Regions from separate parts of the Homo sapiens genome. Here regions 1 and 2 are each linked to region 3. The links are chromatin contacts, found by Hi-C or POLR2A ChIA-PET in ENCODE. All regions are on one chromosome and are shown on one strand. The core of a region is the stretch at or near the end of the contact, and the rest is flanking DNA. Distances in the headings are between cores, read along the strand shown.

Region 1 (2,734 bases), core at 25-2,524, 480 kb after region 3:
ATTGACTGATGAGTGACTGACTGACTGACTGAATGAATAAATGGAAATGTGATTATAAATGTTGATTTTTTGCGCCTCCCGATTCCCCAGATCTACCGCGAGGGGGCGATCTCTCCCCGGTCCTGATGCCAGTCACTCAAGGCGCGCACTCCCTTTGCGTCTCGGGCTCGCGCGCGTTGCCGCGGCACCGGAAGTGACTGAGCTTGCAAGTTCCCCTGTCTCTTCAGGGGAAACTGAGGCCGGCTTGTTCGGGAGAGACGGCGCGAGCAGTCAGCCAGGTAGGCCGGCAGCCAGGTAGGCCGGCCCGGGTCCGCGGCGCGGAACTCGGCCGCGAAGAGCTCTTGCGTCTGGAAGCTACCGGGCCGATGAAGGGGGATGTGGCCCCCCACGGCTCGCGGGGCTCGCAGGTGAGAGCGCCGCCTCCCCTGTGCGTGACAGCCGTTGCGCCCAATAGGAGCCTTCGCCGTCCCGCTTCCGTGCCGGCTGGGCTCGCTGATTGGCTGCGCTGGGGCGGACCGCCGGGGGCGAGGCCCCTCCTCTCAGGAAGGTCTAGGGGGCGCCCCCGGGGGAGGGCGGTTGCCTAGCAACGGGGCGGTGGCTCGGCGGGTACCCGGCCTAGTGAGCTCGAGAAGCCGCTAGGCCGCAGCCGGCCCACCCTGGGCTCCGGAGAGGTGCAGCCCCCGGCCCCGGAGCCCTCCCGGGGGCGCCAGAAAGCCACTTTGGGCCTGTCCCCAGGAAAACGTGGTCTCAGCTGTGGGGCCGTCGAGCAGGCCTCGACCCCTCTTCCTGACCTGAGGAGAGGCCCAGCGCCTCACCCTCACCCAGTCTTTGTGCAGGGCGCCGGCGGCCATTGTGTCCGGGCGGGGAATGGAGGACCCGGCAATCCCCAACTGCCACGTTCTGGGCCTTTGGGGAATTCAGAGCAAACCAGCGGCATTTGTTGGGGGTCTCCGGCCTTCAACATCACAGACAGGCCTGGGGGTGGCCTTCCCAAAGTCAGATTGCAGATCTGAGGCAGTTTCCCCCTCCCTGCGTCCCTCACTGAAACCTTGAACCCCATTGAGAAGTCCCTTTAGGGTTTCGGACGCCTCCACCTCACCCTGGGCTGGTGCTTAAATAGAAAAAAGAAAAACAAAAACCAACTAAATCCATACCAGCCACCTCCGGGAGAGTACTCCTGGCTCCCAGTAGGAGGCGGAGAGCCAAGGGGCGTGCAAGAGAGAGGGGGCTGGGCTCCCGGGTGGCAGGAGGCCGCGGCTGCGGAGCGGCCGCCCTCGATCCGGGCGATGGAGGAGGAAGCAAGCGAGGGGGCTGGTTCCTGAGCTTCGCAATTCCTGTGTCGCCTTCTGGGCTCCCAGCCTGCCGGGTCGCATGATCCCTCCGGCCGGAGCTGGTTTTTTTGCCAGCCACCGCGAGGCCGGCTGAGTTACCGGCATCCCCGCAGCCACCTCCTCTCCCGACCTGTGATACAAAAGATCTTCCGGGGGCTGCACCTGCCTGCCTTTGCCTAAGGCGGATTTGAATGTAGGTGGTGCGGGGGAGCGGGAGTGGGGCGGGGGGGACTGCCCAGGGAGTGACTTTCCGAGGAAGGCATTTCGGAGAAGACGGGGGTAGAAAAGGCTGGTGGGAGATTCAGAGTCCACTGGTGCTTTCGATTTGACTTAAGTGAAGTATCTTGGAACCTAGACCCAGACCTTCGTAAGACCCACAAAGAAACCAGTTCTGGTACCTGGAGGGGGAATGGAATTTTTAGGGTAAATGGCATGCATATTAATTATTTTTTTTTCCTGAAGCTCTTTCTCTCCCTTCAGAATCTTATCTTGGCTTTGGATCTTAGAAGAGAATCACTAACCAGAGACGAGACTCAGTGAGTGAGCAGGTGTTTTGGACAATGGACTGGTTGAGCCCATCCCTATTATAAAAATGTCTCAGAGCAACCGGGAGCTGGTGGTTGACTTTCTCTCCTACAAGCTTTCCCAGAAAGGATACAGCTGGAGTCAGTTTAGTGATGTGGAAGAGAACAGGACTGAGGCCCCAGAAGGGACTGAATCGGAGATGGAGACCCCCAGTGCCATCAATGGCAACCCATCCTGGCACCTGGCAGACAGCCCCGCGGTGAATGGAGCCACTGGCCACAGCAGCAGTTTGGATGCCCGGGAGGTGATCCCCATGGCAGCAGTAAAGCAAGCGCTGAGGGAGGCAGGCGACGAGTTTGAACTGCGGTACCGGCGGGCATTCAGTGACCTGACATCCCAGCTCCACATCACCCCAGGGACAGCATATCAGAGCTTTGAACAGGTAGTGAATGAACTCTTCCGGGATGGGGTAAACTGGGGTCGCATTGTGGCCTTTTTCTCCTTCGGCGGGGCACTGTGCGTGGAAAGCGTAGACAAGGAGATGCAGGTATTGGTGAGTCGGATCGCAGCTTGGATGGCCACTTACCTGAATGACCACCTAGAGCCTTGGATCCAGGAGAACGGCGGCTGGGTAAGAACCAAGCCCCTTGTGTGTCCCTTTTCTTTGGCCTCTGGTCAGAGATCCCCAACAGCCCTTCTTCTGTATCTCTTTCTGTTGTGTTGGGTGATTGTTGGAGACGTTGATAGTTGAGGAAACCTGACTGGCCTCATTTCACCACAAGAGGTTAACTCCTTGGAAATACAAATGACCCTGTGCTTCAGAGATCAGGCATCTTTCACCCTGGTCACCCCCATGACTCCACTATTCCATACTTGTG
Region 2 (2,700 bases), core at 34-2,533, 310 kb after region 3:
GACTGTCTCAAAAAAAACCAAAACAACAACAAAAAAAACAATGTAATCAGTCATATTAACAGACTAAAATGGAGAAATCACATGATTATATCAATTGATGCAGAAAAGGCATTTGACAAAAATTAAACACTCATTCATTTAAAAACTCTGAGAGGAACTTCATCAACTTGATAAAAGCATCTTAAAAAAACTCGAGCTAACATTATAATTAGTGGTGTGTGAAAGTTGTCAGATTCAAAATGGAATCACTTGTGTCAAACCCTGGCAAAATAGGGCCAGGGGGCCGGGCTAGGTGGCTCACGCCTATAATCCCAGCTCTTCGGGAGGCTGAGGCGGGCAGATCATTTGAGGTCAGGAGCTGGAGACCAGCCTGACCAACATGGTGAAACCGCGTCTCTACTAAAAATACAAAAAAATCAGGCCGGGCGCAGTGGCTCATGCCTGTAATCATAGCACTCTGGGAGGCTGAGGCAGGCAGAACACCTGAGATCAGGAGTTCCAGACCAGCCTGGACAACATGGTGAAACCCCATCTCTACTAAAAATACAAACATTAGCCGGGCATGGTGGCTGGTGCCTGTAATCCCAGCTACTGGGGAGTCTGAGGCAGGAGAATCGCTTGAACCCGGGAGATGGAAGTTGCAGTGTGCCGAGACTGTGCCACTGCACTCCAGCCTGGGCAAGAGAGCGAGACCCTGTCTCAATAAATAAATAAATAAATAAATAAATAAATAAATAAATAAATACATGAATAACCTTACTGTTCCAGAAGGCAGAGGGACTGAAATGGGTTGGCATGGCTGCATTCCTTTTGGAGGCTCTATGGGAGAATTTGTTTCCTTGCCTTTCCCAGCTTCTAGCCGGGCATGGTGGCATGTGCCTGTAATCCCAGCTACCCGGGAGGCTGAGGCAGGAGAATCGTTGGAACCTGGGAAGCAGAGCCTGCAGTGAGCCGAGATCACACCACTGCTCTCCAGCCTGGGCTACAGAGTGAGACTCCATCTCAAAAAATAAAAAGTAAAAAAATAAAAATACAGAGCCAGGAAAGGTCATGAAGGGAGGAGTCTCATGCATGATTTGCCAGATAATAAGAACTTTCACAAGAACATTTTCCAAACCACAGCTTCCCACATGAGACAAGAGTACTGCTAACAGCACAAGGGCAGCTAGCAGCTAACACAGGAACACTAGCCTGACACGGTTTCTCAGGCCCAATCCAAAACTGCAAGGGCCTAACAAGAACTCCGAGACTCCAAGTCCTACCTAGCAACTACTGACACTCACCAATCTGCTACTGAACTCGCCAGCTCTCATAAAAAACACTGCTAGCGCCAATGAACTTTCTTTTGAAACAACTTACGTAAATCTCCTCTTTCCCCAAGAGAACCCTAAACTTTTCCTTTGTTCTCAGACATGCTGGGGGCTGCCCTAGTCTATGTGGACATCCTGGATTGCAGTTCTACTTCTTGTATATTATTCCCAAATAAAACCTTTTTACTTGGAGATTTGTCTCTATTTTTTTATGTTGATGGATGAAAAACTGGAGTTGGAGACCAGACTGGGCAACATAGTGAGACACTGTCTCTAAAAATAAAAATAAATTAAACAATAATCAGCACTGCAGCCCCACATAGCTCAAATACTAACAAGCTCAAGACGGCAGTGAAGGAGGTTGGATTGGAGTACACGCAATTTAATTAAAGCTGCAGCCCAACCCATGTTCAACTCAGCTTTAGGAGGAATCTGAATGATCAGCCCCTAAACCTGCTAGTCAGAGGAAGGAGCTCGCATACTCTATAAAGTGTGTGTACGTATGTGTGTGTGTGTGTGTGTGTGTGTATATACATGTATATATATATAAAGTGTGTGTATGTATGTGTATATATGTATATGTATATAAAGACTAAAAAATTATGATATACAATTGTTTTTCATACACAATATCCAGAGTGCAGTTCTAAAAATATAACACATGCAATAGCAAAGCAGGGAAATGTAATACATAATCAAGAGGAAAAAGAGCCAACTGAAATAAACCCATAAATGACCCAGTTATCAGAATCATTAGAGAAGAAATTTAAAAATTATTATAAATATGTTATAGGATTTATGGGAAAAGATGGATACAATGTGTGAATAGATGAGTTACTGCAGAAAAGAACCAAATGGCCAAGTGGCTCATACCTGTAATCCCAATACTTTGGGAGGCTGAGGTGGCAGGATCACCCAGGAGTTCAAGACCAGCCTGTGCAACACAGTGAGACCCCATTTCTACACAAAGTTTTAAAATTAGCCAGGCATGGTGGTACGTGCCTGTAGTCCCAGCTACCTGGGGAGCTGAGGTGGGAGGATCACTTGAGCCCAGGAGGTTAAAGCTGCAGTGAGCCATGATCGCACCACTGCACTCCAGCCTGTGTGACAGAGCAAGACCCTGTCTCAAAAAAAAAAAAAAAAAAAAAAAGAACCAAATGGAAATTCTAGAAGGGAAAACTATAATATCTGAAATTGAAAGTTCAATGGATGTGCTTAACAAGAGACTAGGCATTGAGAAGGAAAAACCGTACATTTGAAAACAGTCTAATTGAAATTGTTCAAATTGAATTAGAGAAAAAATTTATACATGAACAGAACCTCAGTGACTCGTGAGATAATATCAAGCAGTCTAACATACATATAACTGAAGTTCAAGAAAGAGATGGGG
Region 3 (2,700 bases), core at 40-2,539:
CTGGAAGCCACTGGGGGCCTTAAGATCATCCACTTCCACAATGATGATCCACCATACCCATTTCAACTGTGCACCTGGCATGGTCTTTAGATTCTCCCCTACCCTGCTCTCTTTATTTTCCCTTAGTATTCATCATCCTCTATGAAACTATGTATTTATTGTTTTATGTTTACCCCTTTTTGGGTTTGCTTGTTTCGAGACAGGGTCTCACTCTGTCACCCAGGCTGGCAGTGCGGTGGCACGATCAGAGCTCACTGCAGCCTCGAATTCCTCGGCTCAAGAGATCCTCCCACCTCAGCCTCCCAAGTAGCCGCCCAGATAACTCCCAAGGGACTACAAGCACACGATACCACGCTCTGCTTTTTTTTTTTTTTTTTTTTTTTGAGATTGGATTTTCACTATGTTGCCTAGGCTGATCTCGAGCTCCTGGCTTCAAGTGATCCTGCCTCGGTCTCTCAAAGTGGTGGGATTACAGAAGTGAGCCACCGCGCCTGGCCTACTTATTCTCAATTGTTTGTCTTCCCCAACTAAAATGAAGGCTCTACAAGGACACGGAGTTTATCTTATTCACTGCGGTATTCCCAGTACAGAGAACAGGGCCCGGCACAGAATAGGTGCCCCATAAATATTTGCTGAATCAATGAAAAATCACCAGGAGCCAGCGTGGGTCAGTGACATCAAGTCCTGCCCCACTAACTCCATTTACTGGACCCTGGACTGGCTTAGACCTCAAGCAAGTCACGTAACCTCTCCCAGCCTCAGTTTTCTCATCTGTCAAATGGAAAGTTGGACACGTTGGCCCCTCTGTGCCCTTGCAACTAAGGCAGAGAGGAGAAGAGCATGCCCCGTCCCGCTCTGAGGTTCTCTCCTGGACCTGTGAAGGTGTCTCTGGGCGCATCTGAGGAGTGGCTTTTCCTCTCCCGGCCTCAGTTTCTCCATCTGAGCAGAGGGCTTGGGAGGCCTTACCCATGCAGGGGCAGTAGAGCAGGTAACCGGCCGGGTCCCAGGAGCCCGCAGGCATCCCCGGGAGCGGCAGAAGCAGCAGCAGGAAAGACACGCTCAGCGGCCGTGCCCACGCGGCGGCGCCCATGTCGGCCCGGGAACCCGAGCCAGCCGCGGCGCACAGTCGGGGAGGGAAGGAGGGACGCGAGCGCCCGCCCCGCTCCCAGCGGTCCCTGCGCGCCGCCCGCGCACCGCCCCGGCCGCTCTAGCCCGCGGGCGGGCGGGACCATAGAGATCCCGCGGCACCGCCCCCTCCACGACCCGAGCGCCCGCTCGCGCGGCTCCCACAATGCACCGCACAATGGCCCGACCGCCGCCACTACCGGGGCCTGAGGGGGCCTGGCGGAGCCCGAGCGCGGCCCGGCCCGCAGCGTGGGGCCCCGAGCGCGGTGAGTGCCGGCGAGGGCCCCAGGGGACGGCGGGGAGAGGGGCGGGAGGCCGTCTCGCTGCGTCCGCGCGCCCTGTACCCGGAGCGGCGGCGCGCCTCATCTCGGGCCCCTCAGCGCGGTCGCCCACACCCCCGACCCGGGGCCCGGTCTGCGCCAACCCGGCCCCAGATAGGCCCTGGGGTGACGAAAACTCTCCCTGGACCCCATACCTGTGTCTGGGGGACCCGAGGAAGCCACCGGTCCCCTCCCTTCCGAGACCTGGAGACGCAGTCCTGAGGGTCCCCCATTCCCGACCCCTAGGCTCCCTGGAGACCCAGATAAGGCGCTGCTGACCTTACCAGGGACCCGGGTCTGGGGGACGCAGATAAGCTGCACCTGCTCCCTCCCTCCGACACGCCTACCCAGACCCACATAACCCCCTTTCCTGCTCCAGATAGCCCGCTCTGTACCCTGTTTCATTTTCCAGACTTACATAACTCCCTTTGAGGCTTCCCTCAAATATCTGGGTCTGGAGAAGTCGAATAAGCCCCACCTGTAGTTCCCTCCTCAGTGGCCATACTCCCAGGCTTTCGACATCTTCCATCCCGTTACCCATTTTGAGACCCTCTTGAAATTCAGAGGATACACTTCTGACTATCCCCATCCCCCCAGCCTTCCAGCCCTTATAATCCCCCATTTCATTCTTGTGGGGATCCCTTAGAGACCCAGGAAAGTTGCTCATGATTCCTTCCCATCCTCGCTCTTCCTTCCCATCCCAGAGACTCCCTCCAGACTTCTCCCTGGATTTCCTTTGCTTCTCCAGCCCTCATCCACTCCCATCTCTCCCAGGCTCGGGGAATTGAACCTTTCCCACACCACAGTGGGGTGATCTAAAAGTTGGCCTGGGACCAGGCTGTGGCCCACCTTGGTGGGGAGAAAGGGGCCTGTTAGGTGGAGGATATGGGGACACCTGTGTGGGGGAATCGGTGCTTTCACCTGCAAGCTTAGCCTGTCTCCTGGCTTGTGTGTTTTTCCACCTGTCAGCCATGGGACTGTGTGTAGAGTCTGGTCTTGGGTTTCTAACCTTTCTCTCCTAAGGTGAGGCCACCAGATTGGGAGCGGGGGTGTCGAATCACGTTTTCTCCCCATGAAAATGGGGTTGTGATGAGTTGCAGCCATTTGTTCAAGGCCTCCCCAGGAGTGGGAGGCAGCAGGAATCTGAGGAAATAGTGAATCAAAGAGACTCCAAAGAGGGCCCATCTACACTGACAGAAGAATTAGCAGCCTGAGAGTAAATCCAACCCCTGTTAATCCTGTTTGATGTTTCTTG

The links. A loop is a pair of places that touch in the nucleus more often than their neighbours do. ChIA-PET counts read pairs that join two places held with the same protein, here RNA polymerase II (POLR2A). Pooled maps may share reads with other maps.
Region 1: a pooled map shows a loop between it and region 3 (7-fold over the local background). The contact joins the promoter of BCL2L1 here to the promoter of PLAGL2 in region 3. A Hi-C loop is called at or near these places in 8 of 50 pooled maps. POLR2A ChIA-PET finds 5 or more read pairs at or near these places in 2 of 52 experiments (PC-9 and WTC11).
Region 2: a pooled map shows a loop between it and region 3 (4-fold over the local background). The contact joins the enhancer-like site here to the promoter of PLAGL2 in region 3. A Hi-C loop is called at or near these places in 1 of 168 maps with a recorded cell type or tissue (naive thymus-derived CD4-positive, alpha-beta T cell) and 6 of 50 pooled maps. POLR2A ChIA-PET finds 5 or more read pairs at or near these places in 4 of 52 experiments (OCI-LY7, WTC11 and activated T-cell).

What each region holds. Positions count from the first base shown.
Region 1 is chr20:31,721,408-31,724,141 of GRCh38, reverse strand. BCL2L1 (BCL2 like 1) reads left to right here and starts at 1,274. Exons shown (of 3, transcript NM_138578.3): 1 at 1,274-1,524; 2 at 1,794-2,487. The coding sequence starts at 1,924. RefSeq lists enhancers at 176-375, 145-899, 906-965, 900-1,655 and silencers at 406-855, 1,062-1,356, 1,256-1,365, 1,416-1,535.
Region 2 is chr20:31,893,859-31,896,558 of GRCh38, reverse strand. The region is part of intron 3 of TTLL9 (tubulin tyrosine ligase like 9); the gene reads right to left. Among named protein-coding and RNA genes, the nearest start is that of TTLL9, 25 kb to the right of the region's middle. RefSeq lists an enhancer at 1,424-1,473. Within about 2 kb of position 1,283, at least 14 of the 41 ENCODE cell types and tissues checked have a DNase peak (open chromatin) inside an H3K27ac peak, as active enhancers do.
Region 3 is chr20:32,206,332-32,209,031 of GRCh38, reverse strand. PLAGL2 (PLAG1 like zinc finger 2) reads left to right here and starts at 1,289. Exons shown (of 3, transcript NM_002657.3): 1 at 1,289-1,391. POFUT1 (protein O-fucosyltransferase 1) reads right to left here and starts at 1,152. Exons shown (of 7, transcript NM_015352.2): 1 at 967-1,152. The coding sequence starts at 1,090. RefSeq lists enhancers at 813-942, 405-1,318 and a silencer at 1,083-1,502.